Linked DNA regions of Mus musculus: region 1 is linked to region 2. Evidence: chromatin loops called from intact Hi-C (ENCODE). Cell type or tissue: heart. All regions are shown on one strand.

What was found. Hi-C counts contacts between places; a loop is a spot of excess contacts. Peaks named below come from ENCODE experiments on the same cell type or tissue, not always from the same donor. Only the 100,000 strongest peaks of a DNase experiment are listed, where the experiment ranks them.
Region 1: a loop joins it to region 2, with 4 times the contacts of the local background. A loop is called at or near these places in 2 of 42 quality-filtered maps.

What each region holds. Positions count from the first base shown.
Region 1 is chr3:79,944,663-79,952,662 of GRCm38, forward strand. It overlaps Gask1b (golgi associated kinase 1B), which reads left to right. Exons shown (of 4, transcript NM_133187.3): 4 at 1-1,616. Among named protein-coding and RNA genes, the nearest start is that of Gm36569, 62 kb to the left of the region's middle. In heart, no CTCF peak of the experiment used is centred here; a DNase peak (open chromatin) is centred at 3,339; H3K27ac peaks cover 1,178 bases.
Region 2 is chr3:79,878,925-79,886,924 of GRCm38, forward strand. It overlaps Gask1b (golgi associated kinase 1B), which reads left to right and starts at 7,006. Exons shown (of 4, transcript NM_133187.3): 1 at 7,006-8,000. The coding sequence starts at 7,303. It overlaps Gm36569 (a long non-coding RNA gene), which reads right to left and starts at 7,882. Exons shown (of 3, transcript XR_375740.1): 1 at 7,172-7,882. In heart, CTCF peaks have their summits at 4,327 (motif pointing right), 5,970 (motif pointing right) and 7,951 (motif pointing left); DNase peaks (open chromatin) are centred at 4,347, 5,917, 7,347, 7,947 and 1 weaker place; H3K4me3 peaks cover 2,912 bases; H3K27ac peaks cover 4,208 bases.

The DNA.
Region 1 (8,000 bases), 66 kb after region 2:
ACAAATTAAATTCGTGTAATTTTTTCTGATACACGAGTTAGTTTTCAAAAGAGAATACAGTGCCCCTCCCCTTTGGAACAGTCCACTCCAGTCTGTCTCTGCTTTAGACAGACTTTAGTCTTTGTTTTTATGACCAAATATTCTGTTTAAACTGGAAAACGGAATAAACAATGAACTTCAAAAGGATGTTTGTTTGTTACTTCACCAGTGGAAAAAAAGAGGCAATTTAGAAGTCAAGATGCCTGCCTGGGTCGTGTGTGCAGGCATGTGTGCACGAATTTGATGTCATAATTCATGATCACTATGCTTTCTCTCCGTGTACATATAGCATCGTACTATAGGGTTGGCAAAATAATTAGCTAGCAGATTTCATTCCTCTTAGGAGGAGATTTAATTTTTAGTTAGCTTTCCATGGTTGCTGCGAGCCTTACAGTAGCTTGAGCTCTCCTTCCTCTTACTCCTCTTTAATCAGGTTGTTAAGTACTTAGGAAGTGTATCATAGTGTACAACATCCTAGACTTATTCTTAAAACAATTTTATCTATGGACTTGAGTAATAATGTGTTTATTCTACTGTACCTTTAAATATGCATTACATTATATGTAACGAATAAATTATTTAGATAGAAAGTTATTTTCATGTTGTCTTATGAAATCCTAATGTTTATTTGAATGCAGACTATTTAAGTCACATTTAATGTACTAGTCTGAAAAACATGTTGAAATCATATATATATGAATTTGATACTTCTGTCTCTCTTTTTTTCTCTCTCCCTCCTTCCCCCTTCTCTCTTTTGTAAAATAATAGTAATAGTAGTAATAGTAATAATAATAATAATAATAATAATAATAATAATAATAATAATAATAATAATAAGTAATATAGCCAAGAACCAGGCTGGGGGAGTCCAGGGTATTCAGTAGACTGTGGCACCGTGATGCTTTGAGTTGGAGCCCAAGCAGTTGGAGTCTCACTGGAGAACACAGCAAGCACCTTGGGTGCTATTTACCAGACTGACTCTTCTGCACTGATGTGTGTTAGAGACACTGATGGTGTGTACTTGAATTCCAGCATGCAAGAGTTGAGTCAGACTGACTTTAAGTTTGGGTCAGCCTGGACTACAGTCAGACCCTGTCTCAAAAACAAATGAAAACCAAAACAGAACTCAGAAAGCAAGAACTTTCACTTTATGAGAGATTTTTTTTTTTTGGACTTGTTAGAACACTTATCTGAAATCAGAAATAGTTTACTGTGACTTTGGCATGTTCTTACAATGTTGGGCCTGATTTTCTACAGAATGACTATTGAGCAAAATTTTAGGGAAGAGATTATGTTGTAGACTCATGTTTCATAGAAATACAAGTTTTTCCTGGTTCAAAAAATGAATGTAATGGTTAAAATTTATTACCATGTTGGACCCTTTTATATCTATTCCAAATATTTTATAATATGGCTTTTAAATGTTTAGCTTTAGAAATATTTTAAAATGGACCTACCACTGTAGTGATGCTGCATTTATTGTTATGATAAAATACTTCACAATCATCTATTTTTCCTAAGAATCACTTTTATCTTTTGGAAAATTTTGCTTTAATAAACTTCTAACTACTGCTGTATACTTTTATATGTTTGAAAGTTATTATTTTAATTTTGAAAAGTTCACTTAGTCAAACTCTTAGGATATAATAATATAATTTTATAACTGAATGGTTTCATGGATTTATTATTTATCTAACTCCCACCCTGGAAATAAACATTTAATGAAAAACCGTGACTTAATTTTCTCCAATTTAGGCAGATGGTTGATTTAGTTTCCTCAGTTTTCTGATATAGAAAGTTAGAGAGTCAAAACAACAGTAAATGCAATTATTAAATATGTATTGAATATATAAAAATATATTTACTATATAACCATATATACATATAATAAATATATAATAAAGCATCTCAACTTATGGACCCTAAAGATTTCACATGGGCATGTGTGGTAATCATTACATGTGTGGTAATGATTTCAACTTTGTGAACTTTCAGGGACAGAAATAAATAGAAAGTTTTGATAATTTCTTGGTATAGTTATTTGGCCATCTACCATCTTACCTTCTGTACTAAGCAATGCAAATGTTGAAATTAATAAGCAAGCATTCATTGTACTAATCCTTAATCAAGACCCATGGTTAAACTTTAAGTTCTATCTTTATCAACTAAGTTTAGAAGACAAGTTTTATCGAAAATTATCCAAAATTAGAACTAAATTTTGAACCTGAAATGTTTAAAGGGGCTTTGTCCTTTTAGCGAGTTTGAGTCTGTCTTCCATTATTAACTATTGCTGTTCACAATGATTATCCCATCCCATCTGGCAGCTGCGAGACAGATCCAATTTGTTATGTCCTTTATGTATCTCTATGTCCAGTGTTATATAACACAACTTAGTAAACTCACACCTCAAGTAAAACTAAAATACCTCAAGAACACACCTAGTCAAACTTCATTCACTTGTGTTCTGTGTTATAACAATAGCATCAAACAGTCTTGAGCTCTGGATTGCCTGTAGAAGCTGTTGAAACTCGTCTGTTCAATAGTTGTGTCCACAACGTCAGTAGGCTCTCAGACCAATAGGTACCCACTTATGAATTCGAAGCTCTTCCTGCTTGGGCCGACAGTCTCTGAGAGTTAAAGTGCTTCCTTTCCAGCAAAATCAAGAGGGTAATAAATCATATTACATAAATAAGAAAGATCACCACTTAATAGAGTAATTACTTGCATACAAAATTGGAAACTGAACGTTAGAGGAAATAGTTTACAAACTTTTTATTCACAAATGTAAACTGATGAATCATTTATTGTTAATAGTTCTGAAATTTTTAGTCAATGTTATGAGTTCCCAATCTACTAACATAATTGTAGCATGTCAGTTGCATTTACTTAATACTTTTATTTATTAAAACTCCGTTATCGGATTTATTTGCTCTTATTTAAAAACAACCAAAAAACTATGGTCTGTTTTGGAGTAGGAGAAAAATAAGCTAATATGTGATATTAAGATAAGCAACTTGACTATTACTCAATAGTTTACTACACATTAGTAATGGTCCCACATTTAATTTAACAATTTTCTAAACAAATTTATGAGCTTTTGCCAGTGGAGTTATTTCCTTAACATTGGAAAAAGTTTTAAGGCCATGTGACCTGTGTCTGTGACTCTCAAAAGCACTGGATGCCTCCTTCCTGTCACCTTTGCCCCTTTCCATTTGACACACAGCTGTCTTCTGTCAGAATATGGCATCTTCCCTACTTTTTAAGCTCTTTAGTCCCCTGGGATGGGCTTCTGCTGTAAGAAAGGCCTGACTCAGAGTTGCTGGCAGTCTGTTGCAGAGCCTAAAAATGTGCATGCTGAGTGAATGAATCTCAGAGACTCTTCCCTGTCAGCAGTGCATGGGCATCATCAACCCCACATTTCTATTCGTCATGGAAAGATTGGGTAGCCCTTTCCCCTCATCCCTCTAAAATGCACTTACTTTGAATAAAAAAAAAACGGAAATAATTATGTATGCATTAAAGAATCCTCATGCATTGTCTTTCTTAAAAAATGCAATCTATATTTCTTAACAGTCCTTGTCAGTACTTTCTAAGGTTTTTGTGATACTGAGCTAAAAACTGAAGCCAGGCTCTTGGTCCGGTCTTGGCTCTCATTCCATGTTGCAGAATAGCTGGCTCCCACTCTAGTTTAGCAGGCAAGATGGGTCTCTGAGACAGCAATGGGTTTATAAGTCAGACTGAAAGCAGTGGATTTGTAGGTCTGTCAACTATTTCTTTAGCTCCAAGACAATAGGCATTCATTACTTGCTTTATAAAGTGTCATATATTATTGGCTCAGCTTCCATTAAAAAGAATAAAACACTTGTTTCTTAATCAGGCGTATTAGATTTTGAGATCAACATAGTTTGTCTTTGTGTATTTTTTTAATTTGTAGCAACAACAAAAAATCTAAACATTCTCTTTAAATTGGAGAAAATATCCTTATGATCAGGTTTATGAGTCTCAGATAATTTTAGAGAGGAAAGGGATACTTAAAGTTTCATCCATTAATCACTTTTAATCATTTTAACATGACAGTTAAAATGTAAGACAGCTGCTAATGTGACAATACTAATTGTTTGCTAAGTATTGTGATAGTTCCTGCCTTAATCTCTTGTGTCACTTCCTGTTTTATAGGGATACCAAAACCATTGTCTCCAGTGAGAGGGACATTTTTAATAAGAGTGGCATGGCAGGACCAGGAGTAGCAAGTCTCTAATTAAAGTCAGAACTTCCTAGTTAAACCTACACTGTAGTGTGGGTTTTCTCCACTGGAGACATTTTAATCCCAAAGGCCCTTGCGATGGCAGCTGGTAAGTGCAGTGTAGTTTAGCTGTGTTTCAGTTTGTTTTCTGTTGCTGTGACCGAAGAGAAAAGGGTTTACCTGGCTTACACTTCCAGGTAACTGTCCATCACTGAAGGGAATGAAGGAAGGAACTCAGGCAGGAGCCTGAAGGCAGGAACGGAAGAGGAAAGCTCCTTAGCTGCTTGTTTCCAGCTTCACACTCAGCCAGGTGTTGGCAGTGCTGGATTAGGCCCTCCTATATCAGTTATCAATAAAGACAATGCCTCCCAGAATTGGCTACAGAGCCAGTCTGATGGAGGTGACAGTATTGAGGTCCTCTCTCCTCAGGTATGTCACGTTATCAACCAAGATTAGCTGTCACAAGCAGTTTCCCTGACAACCAAGATCACCACTCTCATCAGGAGAGAAGTAAAATATCACTCAGGAGACACACACCCCTCCTGCCCAGCTGAGAGCCACCGCTTAGACATTAAGTCTTTTATGAAAGACAAAACCATAACTGTGCTCTCCTCACAGTTAGCTTATGAATATATTTGTCTGTGAAATTCCATGCATCAGAATCTATTACCACCCTGTATGACATTGGGGAAAATTCAGAGAGACGAGAAGGCTTCAGAAAACCAATCATTTGCCATTCAGGCGAGAGACACATTGGAGGCTCTGGAAGATTCTAGGTGAGGAATCAACCTGGGAGCCCACGGCAAAGCGAACACTAGGACCTTGGGAATGGCTGTGGCTGCTGGTAAGAGTGCTTATCCCCTGCTCCGGGACGTAGAACCTGTATTCCCTGAGAACGTTTCTGTCAAAGAAACTCAATCGTAGCCTCAGCAGCATTTCAAAAACTACCCTGATAGAGGGTCAAAGAAGAAGAAAGTATTGTATTGTGAGGAAAAGAATGAGACAATCACCCTAGAGAGGAACTGCTGAGCCAGGACACAGTCAGCTGCCAAGTGGGTCCTGCAGAAAGAGTAGTAATGGTAAATGGGGGAAGCATGGAGCCTAGGTTGGGGCAGACACATTAGTCAGCTTTCAGTACTATTATGAAATGCTTGAGGCAACTAACTTATAAGGGCTAAAGGTTTATTTTGGCTGATGGTTCTGCAGCTCCACTATAACTTCAATGTTCCTTTAACTTTAGGTCTCTAATGAGGATGGAACATCATAAAAAAGAATGTACAGTAAGGCAAGCTAATTCATGAGTCTGGAAGCAAGAAGGAAGAGAATGGAATGAGGGTCTCACATTTCTCTTTAAGGGTACAGTACCAATAACCTCGAGACCTCCCATCAGGTTCCACCCTTCCCTGTAGCATTCCTGGGGGTGGGTGTTGAGCATTTGACACTTTGAGCTTTGGCAGAGTCTTATCCAAACCACATTGATAAGTAGACAAAGGAACAAACCATAGCACTAAGTAGACAAAGGAGTTCTGCAATAGCAGAATACCATTAAATCTCAGTGACTTAAAACACAGGGGATTTCTTCGGGTATACATCTATCATAGAAAGGTTTTACACCCAAGCACTCAGATATTTTCATCTCTATGCCCGAGTAAAACACAAAAATCTGGAAGGAGTTTGCCATTCCACACCTTGGGTCCATAGCCTGCAAATTACAACTCTCTGTTGAATGGCTAAGTATAGCACATGGTGAAAGTTTCAGGTGTTGAGTCAAAGTAAGCCACTCCATACTGCATCCTGATAACAGTGTTGAGGGAACTGAGCACCCCAACCCACTGTATCCTGACTTCCTTGTTGTAGTTGATAGCCATGCAACTTACCAGGAAAGTCAGGGGTTTTTTTTGTTTGTTGGTTTTTTTCTGTGTGTGTGTGTGGGGGGGGGGGCGGCGAAAAATTACACTACTTATTTAAATGGGCCAATCAGAATATCAGAATATTTTTGTCATCATGATAAGAAAAAAAAGATTTCAGAGTTGAAAACTAAACCAATAATAATCTGCAACATCTTCTGCTGAGCTGAAACAGATGGATAAAGAAGAGATGATAGGGACAGTGAGGATGGCAAGAGAGCTAGGTACGGAAGGATGGAGGGACAGATGAAGACTATGGACACTAAACCCTCAGGCTGCAGAGCCAGATCCCTGCTACCCCCACCTCCTCCCATCCTGGCTTTTGGAGGAGCAAGTGGAAGACTTGTGTTCAGTCTCTTCAACCCTCACTTACTGTGGAAGAAATTTACCCATGTTGATTGGAGAATAAGCATGTGAATTTTTTTTGTCTTCCTCCTGCTACAGTTTACTATGATTGGCTGATGCTCTCGGTCCTGATTTTCGAGGCAGCCATTTTAGAGAGTGATGCTAGATGGACTGCCTTCAACTGAATGTCTGCCCTCAACTTACTTTAGTGGTTTCTGTCCATGTTTGTAGGTATAGGCACAAGAGGGACTGTCATTCTCAGCAACCTGAGGTGTTCCTTTAAACTTTAGGGACTTTGATTCAAGCGAAAGTGGGATTTGTGGCTTCAGTGCTGAAAAGAATTTCCAGATTGGGAAGTTTATGAAACAGAGGTGAGGTTTAGTAGATTGGTTGATATCAGATTCAATACCAGGGCTAAGAGACAGAGGTACTCTGGAGAAAGTAAGACATGTTGTCAATCATGAGCCTGGGTTTCTCAAAGAAAAGCTGCATCACCTCATGACTGTTTGCAATGGTCACATATAGGATTCTAGTAGGGTTAAGTTTATTATCTTAAAGGGCTATCAAGGAATGCACGTAAGGTCACAAGGTGGCTGCTGAGGCATCTGATAGAATTCTAATCAATAACGTAAAAATCTAGACATGCAGGAAGATAGGATATCTTCATTGTAAGCAAAATTAATCGTCTTGTTTGGGATCCTAAGATCATGCCTGAGGAAGGATCTGGGGCCCTACCCAAGGTCAAGTACATTCAGCACTTAGGCCTGGTGTTTAATACTGTAATATAAAATATCTATAAATGTTAGAGGAATATTAAATCTATGCCAGCAAATGTTAATTTTTAGTGCTGGAATGCTTGGTTTTCAGTTGGCTTCAGTACAAATCTGGAGTGAGGGCTCTCCTCCCTTTCCATATCCCCAAATTACCTGTCTTTCCCCCTGCCCCAGCTTCCACTAAATGCTATATTTATTTTCTTGTCATGTTTTATTGACAGGCTTGAATGTCTTTTTCAGAAAAGCTGCCTTGTGATAGGCTTGTGTTCCAGTGAACTGGGTATGTTGCTGGAAGGGATGGTGGGGGATGTGGAGTAGAATTTAGCAAGCTCTACAAGACTTAAGCAGGAGGGTGTCCAGGTAAGAGCTATTATGGGTGTGGTTTTCAAGAGTTTTTCATAGGTGTGTATGGGTCATTTAAAAATTCTTAGGAAATGTGCTAATTTATGAGAAAAACATTGCTATGAGATACAATTTCAATATATTTTTTGAAATATGGTATAAAAGGAGCTGCTTCAGGGTTTAGATCTATTTTCCTCAGCTGTCGCATCAGTAGTCTTTAAAGAGAGTTATGTAAACCAGAGAAGGTCACTGAGGACACACTCAGGAAGGAAAGACTCAGTAGGGAATGGACTTGCACAACCATACATGTATGCTCATGCTCATGCTCTCTCTCTCTCTCTCTCTCTCTCT
Region 2 (8,000 bases):
TTTTACCTCTTCTCTCCCTTGCTAAAACCCATCACATTCCTAAAGCTAGCCTCTGAGGTCTATCCCCTTATTTGCTCACCAATTCATTCCTGAGACAAAATACATTATTTGATCCAATGATCAAAATTCACTATTTGGTTAGTTTGCCCACTCAGGGTTTGCCAGTTCATTCTAACCCAGTATTCCCCCTTTTCTCCTAAAAAAGCCACTCCTGCACAAATACCCTCTCTTGCTTCTCTTGCTTTTCTTGTTTGGGTTTGCTGCTGCTGCCACCGCTGCTGCCGCCACCGCCGCCTGCTGCTTTGCAGTCTCCCTGCCTTGTTTGCCCCTCCAGGGCAATAAATCTCCTTTGTGCTGAGAATTTGTTGTCTGGGTGTGCCCTGTACTGATTCCGATTCCAGGGGCCAACTTCTTTCGGTCTGTGGGTTCCGCCAAGCACTCTTCAGCAGGAATGACTTGAATTGCTGGCTGTCGCTCTCTTGCTTGAGATAAGCCCAGCAGCACCCTCAATAAAGCTCTTAATTGTGTCTCAGGGGTGTCAAGGCTTGTCACTCATAGGCTTATAAGCCTGTCAGTTCTGGTTACTACACGTAAGCCTTGTTTGTGCCTGTTTCCTGTCCGTGAAGCAGCTTAAGGGCACGTCGCCGCTGCACCTGTCACTGCTCCTGTCTCCATGTATAACATGGTTCACCCCATGGATGCTGTCCTGCTATGCTCCACCTACTCACCATGGGCCTGAACAGCCCTGGAGAGAGCAAGGTGCCATCAGACCCTGTGTCACATCTCCTCAGCTAGAGACTCAAATGTGTTGCTTATTTCTCATTCTATCTCAGAATACTCGAAGGTACCTCAAGCAGGATCTTCCTAAAGTTACCATGAATCTATTAGAGCTTCAGGGCTGAGAATGGTTGGATGGGCAGGGATTGTGATATTATCCCAGGCTGTCCTTCCTAATCTAGGTTTTTGATCAGTTCATAACACATGTATGTGAAGCTATACACCCACATATCAGATATGCTGCACATATTTGAATCATAGATGGTGGCATATAAACTCTCAAAACCACCAGCTTTAAATGAATGAGAAATCTCACTTTTCTCCCTCATTTGCCTCCTATGTATCATGTTTATTTATAATTCTGAAGCATTTCTAGTGTGCTAAATTTAATCTAGCATAGCTAAGAGGTCTTCCTTTCTTCAAATACAGTCGCATAGCTTATTTTCTGTTGTATAAACTGTGCTTGAGGTAAGGGGAGATGATTTACAGTTCTGGTCTAATTTCTTGCTAGGGGCCCAAGCGTTGAGCCAGTTTTGAGCAATCTTTACTTATGTACATTGATGCAGGCTGTGGGTATCCTGGGTCCAGTACGCAGCCACTTATTCTTCCCCACAAGTGGTGTGTTGGCAGGGGTCAAGGCCACACACTAAGGACTTATTGTCCATTTCTGAAGTAGAAGCATTTAGTTGTCTAGATTCTCTGCATATTTTGGTAATAGCTTACATAGTCTTCAGTTAATTTTCCAGATTTTTTTCCCCTGATGAAGCCAGAGGATTGACTCATCAGACAGCATAGCTGCCCTTGTATGGGACCCAAGCTCAATTTCCAGCACCCACATGGTCACTCACAGCCATCTGTAACCTCAGTTCCAGAAGATCTGACTGACACTGTCTCCTGACCTCCAAGGGCACTACACACACACACACACACACACACACACACACACACACACACACACGGTGCACAACATACATACAGGCATAATGTTCATACACAGTAAATAGATCTAAAAATAAATTAAAAATCTCAATGTCAATTGAAGCAAATGTGAATTATTCTAATATTCACAAAACACCAAATGATTAAGAGGTGAAATAACAACCTTATACATCCTTCTTTCTTTAAACTTAAGTTAAATTGGCTGCTATATATTTTCTGAGGGTTGAGACAGGGTCTTCCTATATATTTCTGGCTGTTCTACGATTTGCTTTGCAGACCAGGCTGGCTTTGAACTCACAGAGACCCCCTGCTTCTGCCTCCCAATTGCTGGTTTTAAAGGCACGTGCCATGATGTCTGATGGCTGGCAAGGATTTGATGTGTTATGGTATGGTCTGTTCATGCAAACATTTTTTGGTAATTCAACAGGACCATTCTAACACACAGCTTTAAAGAAATGACACCACCTTTCTAGCGAAGTTAGGCTAAATGGATTGTGGCAAGACATTTCTTTACCGGGGCCAGGAGCATCCTTTTGCTCTTAATCAGTTTTGGTCACAGATCAAGAACACATTTAATACCATGAGACATCTCTTGGGAATATGGCTACTGTATCTCTTGCTTATGTAGGAGCACCTGCAAGCTGTGACAATGAGTGTCTGGCCAGGGATTTATTAGGACATCTCTGAGGAGATAGGTTCTCCTGAAGTGCTCCCTCCACTGCAAGTCAGGGTAGACATGGAGCTCTGTAGAGATGGTTTCTGTGAGGAAACTTCTCATGCTACATGGATGTCTGTGGGTTTCTACAAAACAGTGTAAGAAGTGGGACTCTCTGCACACAGCTCAAGGAAAAACTAAAACACACAGTGCTATCTAAACAGTTGCAAGCTGGTAAAGTGGGCCACACTTGGAATGTTAGCATTTGTGAATCTGAGGCAGGAGGACTGCTGTGAACTCTAGGCTAGACCCTGCCTCAAAATAATGACAAGATCACCACCAACCAAATAGCAACAGCAATAACAAAGACATAAAAAAGAAACACAAAAGCCAAACCAAAATCTAGGTAAAACCATATTCCTTATTACCAAGAATGCACCTGTATCACGGTATTTCAAGGATTATGAAGTTGAGAGTACTTCAGTTTCCTAGCAGGGCAGCTTGGCACTATCCAGGCCTGGAGTGAAAACAATCAGCACACACATGAGGAATTCCCACGTGGCAAGCAGTCAGCACACACATGAGGAATTCCCATGTGGCAAGCAGGAGAAAGGCTGCAGTTGAATTGAGCTTCCAGTGAAGTGGTGCATCCTGTCAGGAGTACCACTGTGTGCCCTGTGGACTCAAACTCCCCAACCTTCTGAAAGCTATTGGCAAAATAATTTATAGGGACTCTCACTGAAAGTTCACTCACTAACTCTTCCCTTTTCTTTGTTGACCCTTGCTTGTTACATGTTACATATCCAAGAATGGGCATTCTGAGATGAAGTGTGGGTCACCACATGAAGGGAATTTACCATGTAGACCAAGGGTGCTGATGGAGACTGTTGAATCACATCCCTTATGAGACAGGGCTAAGGAAGCCAGTTTGCTGGTCATCTGACATGCTGCTTGAGAGAACAATTAGGAGAGGTGAAGTGTAATGACTAGTGTGTAATGGTGGAATGATGGATTTCAGAGTCTGAGGAGACATCAATAGCCAGCTGGAGAGATGCTGTGATATTGGCCCCTTTGAAGAGATTGTAAGATGCTCCTTGGAGGGCACATATACCCCATGCCCAGGGACCTGCTCAGTAGATTCACAATAGTTTCAAAGGGGAGATTTTCTGCTCTCCCCCTAGTCTATCGAACACTGGGTTACCTGGAGCCAGGCTTAGCATTCGGTGAGGAGGTAGAAAAGCCCAGAATGGATTTATTATACAGGAAACACACAAACAAGCAAACAAACACCATGGGTCACCTTGCTTTTCTGTTTTAGTAGTTTTTCGTGTGTGTGTGTGTGTGTGTGTGTGTGTGTGTGTGTGTGTGTTGGATTTGAGATAACTTCTTGCTATGTAGCCCAAGCTGCCCTCTAATATTCTTCAGCCTCCAGAGTGCTGGAATTGTGGGTACATGCTTTTTGAGAGGCCAAGGTAGCTTCTGCAGAGGGAGTATGATTCCACTGTGAAATGAAAAGATTTGACTACGATACAGAATCAAACATTTTGATAAGTTATGCAGAAACATCTAGGACTAACAATAACTGATAAACTTTAAACCTCCTCCCAGTGCAACCCCAGTGTAGAAAGAAGAGACCTAGATCCCACCTGGAGTTGTAGCCAAGGGGGTTGAAGATGGTAATAAGGCCTCAGCATAGGTTTGAATGGCAGTGGAAGTAATGATATACTAACTGTTCTCTGATTACATCGAAGGAGCCTCGTCTGATGTACTGATTTTATTTTCACAACATAAATAATTTCTTATGCTTGTCCCCAAGTCTACAGTAATGGCTTTTCCTTGGCATGACCGGTTTCAGTAGACGGTTCTTTGAGAAACTCAGTAAGGTGTGGACAGGAGGCGAGAAAGACAAACACATCACCAACTCTTCCAGAAGGTCCTTCCATCCATGCTGACTCCTTTAACCACAAGGGGGAGCCCTCAGGGCGAGTGCTGTTGTCTGACTCTTGGATGTGGACTCCTCAATACTGAAGATGAGACCGGTTCCAGTCTGCACCACAGTAATTGAGGGGCAGAGCCACGTTTCTGACTTATCCTTTGCTGACCACACGGCTTAGCTCCTGTTAGTCCCCATTGTGATGGAAGGAGGGGAATAATGAACTGAATCTTTCCTTATAAGGAACATTCTTTTCAGGTAAGAGAGGAATCAGCTGGATTTATGAGCCCACACAACCTTCTGCTTCCTAGGTGCCCCCTAAAGTTGCCTTTAAAACGTCTGGAAGAGGCTTCTGCCAAATGTTTATCTATGAGTTTTTAATTTAATATTTTATGTTGTCAAAAATAGGACTTTAAGAGCTCCCACATGCTAAACTAGTGCTCTATCAGCAAGCCACACCTCAGCTCAGGGCTTTCCTTTGTAAAGGCTTACTTAGGTCAATTAATCTTTTGAATATGCGTAAAGTACAAGATAGCTATAAAAAGCAGTTCTGAGCCGGGCGTGGTGGCGCGCACCTTTAATCCCAGCGCTCGGGAGGCAGAGGCAGGTGGATTTCTGAGTTTGAGGCCAGTCTGGTCTACAAAGAGTTCCAGGACAGCCAGAGCTACACAGAGAAATCCTGTCTCGAAAAAACCAAGCCAAACCAACCAACCAAACAAACAAAAAAGCAGTTCTGCCATTGTCCCATCTCAGAAACTTCTGAGATACTTTCTAGAAAACAAATTCATGTTCATAGAGTTTGCTTTAAGAGTTTTGGAGCATAAAGAAAATGACTTCAGTGCCCGAATTCTCATTAAGTTTAGTCAAAGCCAGTCAGAACTTTAAGGTTCCTGTCCATCTCTGATTTGTCTCTTTTCATGATGTATCATAACTTTTAAAGAGGAAGAATAGTTTGAGAATGGGAAAATCTTTGCTTTTTTTTTTGGCATTGTAACACGATATTTTAAGGATTATACAGCATCATATTCTATTATTTTCATTTCCCACCACATCACAGCCTTTTCTCTAAAAAGGGGGTAATCGTCCCTATCCCATTGGTGGCTTCTTGTTTGATTCTGTTTGCTGTGGAAGCAGAGACAAGTAAGCCCAGTGAGACCCCAAGGTCATCTGATCCTGCCTTTGTGCCAGGACATGCAAATGACCCAGGCCAATCACTAACCTGTTTTCAGAAGACCTCCAATCAGAAGGGGTCCAGGCTGCCTTCTGAGGGCTGTTGCTGTGTTCATTTGCATGCTGCAAGAACCTTCTCATCTCCCTACACCCCACTCTTATCTCACGCTTCCGTTTCTCTACTCATTTCCAGTGACCCCCTTCTTAGCTTTGTCTACCTTTCCTGGCCGTTTTACCCCCATCGAGAACTGGTGGGAGACAAGAGTTAGTCTGCAAACAGCCCAGATGTAAGGTAAGTTGCAGGCCCTGGACTCTGGCGTCCAGTTTCCCCTTCCCAACTCCGTGGGGTCAGGCAGGGGTCAGTGGGCACTCCTCATTTTTCTAAGGTATTTATTTGGCAACAGGGTCTCCGCCAACTCCAGCAAAACACTTCAGATCACTTCAGCTTCCCAAGGCTGCCATTTCTGTGTCGCTTAGCAAATGAGACACTAGGGGGCTCCCAGGGGCTGAAAGGAGCAGAAAGTTGTTTGAATGAAAACTGGGTCTGAGCTGTGTTTGGAGAAATTCAAAATTAAATTTTATTTTTTATTTTTTTAGTCATCTTTAAAAAGAACCTCACGTGTCTGAAAACGGCGCAGCAGCCAGTTTACAAATCATTTTGCTCCGCTGTTAGAAGGCGGCAGCTTTTAAGGCTGAGCCGAGATGTTTGAAAGGTGGAACACCCTTGGCCATGAAATATGTTCTCCTTACGTGCCTCAGCCTTTCAAAGTTCTGTGCATTAGAGTCAGGAATTCCATTCTTCCTGGAGCTAAGCGTGGGGCCAGCTGTGTAAGTAAAGTTTTGTTTTTCTTCTTAAACAACTTTTTCCCTCTATTTAAAAATGTGAAGAAAAAGGCAAAAAAAACAACAACAAAAAAAAAAACAACAAAAAAAAACCCACCAAAAAACCTAGATATTCTTTTCTTTCATTTTTGCTCTCTTTAGTGGAAAGAAAAGGAATAAAAAGTTGTGTGTGTGTGTGTGTGTGTGTGTGTGTGTGTGTGTGAGAGAGAGAGAGAGAGAGAGAGAGAGAGAGAGAGAGAGAGAGAGAACTCACCCTTTTCAAGCTATATAAACATCAAGGGGTAGTTAAATAACAATTTTAGATATGGAATATATTGTGAAAACAATGTGGAACATTAGTTAAGAGAATATGTTTAAATATGAACTCACTACTTGATATTTTTGTAATATATATCTTACAAAAGTTAGGGTGTCTATAAAAATCTTAAAAAGTATTTATTTCTTTTCTTATTTCTGAATCACAAAAAGGGGGTCTGCAGGGGATCCTGGTTGATGACTTTTAAGAGTTTTGCTTCTCAGATGTAGTGGCTTTAACTGTGAGCTAGCAAACGCTCTTTGCAGCTTGTCTTCATTACTTTAAAGTAAAATCAGACTCACACACCTATCTTGCTTCCGCATTTTAAACTTTACACCAAACTTGGTAGAATTTGTGGAAGGAAAGGGTTACTCGCCTCTTTCCTCTTGTAGAGGAACTGAAATGGGTTGAGTTAGTGATTCAGTCAACTCTTGTTTCCATTCATTCCCAGAGTCAGCCCTCCTTTCTCCTGGGAAAGGCTGATAGGAGTTTAAAAGGCTTGCGGTGGCCAGTTCACAAAGCGTTCCCAGAACCCGCAGCAGCGACCCTTCTCTTTTACCTCTCTGCCTGTTGGAGACCACTTAGATAGCGAAGCGGACTGGACGGCTGGATTCAGGAAGCCATGAATCATGTCACCCGGAGCCAGCTGCAGACTTTAAACTCAGTTCAGCATGTGGAAGCGGCAGAGAAATGACCTGTCCAGACAAGCCGGGGCAGCTCGTAAACTGGTTTGTCTGCTCTCTGTGCGCCCCACGAGTGTGTAAACTTTGGAGTAGTCGGCGTCCCAGGACCAGACGGAACCTCCTGCTGGGCACTGCCTGTGCCATCTACCTGGGCTTTCTGGTGAGCCAGGTGGGCAGAGGTTCCTTTCAGCATGGGCAGGCGACTGACAGGGGACCACCCAACGGTCACGACATCTTCAAGGTACCCTTCTCTGAGATTCCCCTGGATGGTACCCTGGCCCCTCCAGAGTTGCAGGGCAATGGAAGCACTTTGCAGCCCAACGTGGTGTACATTACTCTACGCTCCAAGCGCAGCAAGCCTGCGAATATCCGTGGCACGGTGAAACCCAAGCGCAGGAAGAAGTATGCGGTGGCATCTGCAGCCCCTGATCAGGAGGTGCTGGTTAGACCATCCCTTATACAGCAGGAAGCTGCACGGGCAGCAGATGCTGAAGTACCTGGCTATGTTCAGGGTTACCTAACCAAGGTTGGTGAACGACCCTGGAGGGTGCTGCGTGGTCCTGGAGTCAGAACTAGAGGTTCAAACTTGCAGCAGCCTAGGGCCCGAGAGAGCAACATTAGGATTTATAGCGAGAGCGCCCCCTCATGGCTGAGCAAAGAAGACATCCGCAGAATGCGCCTCCTGGCTGATAGTGAGGTGGCTAG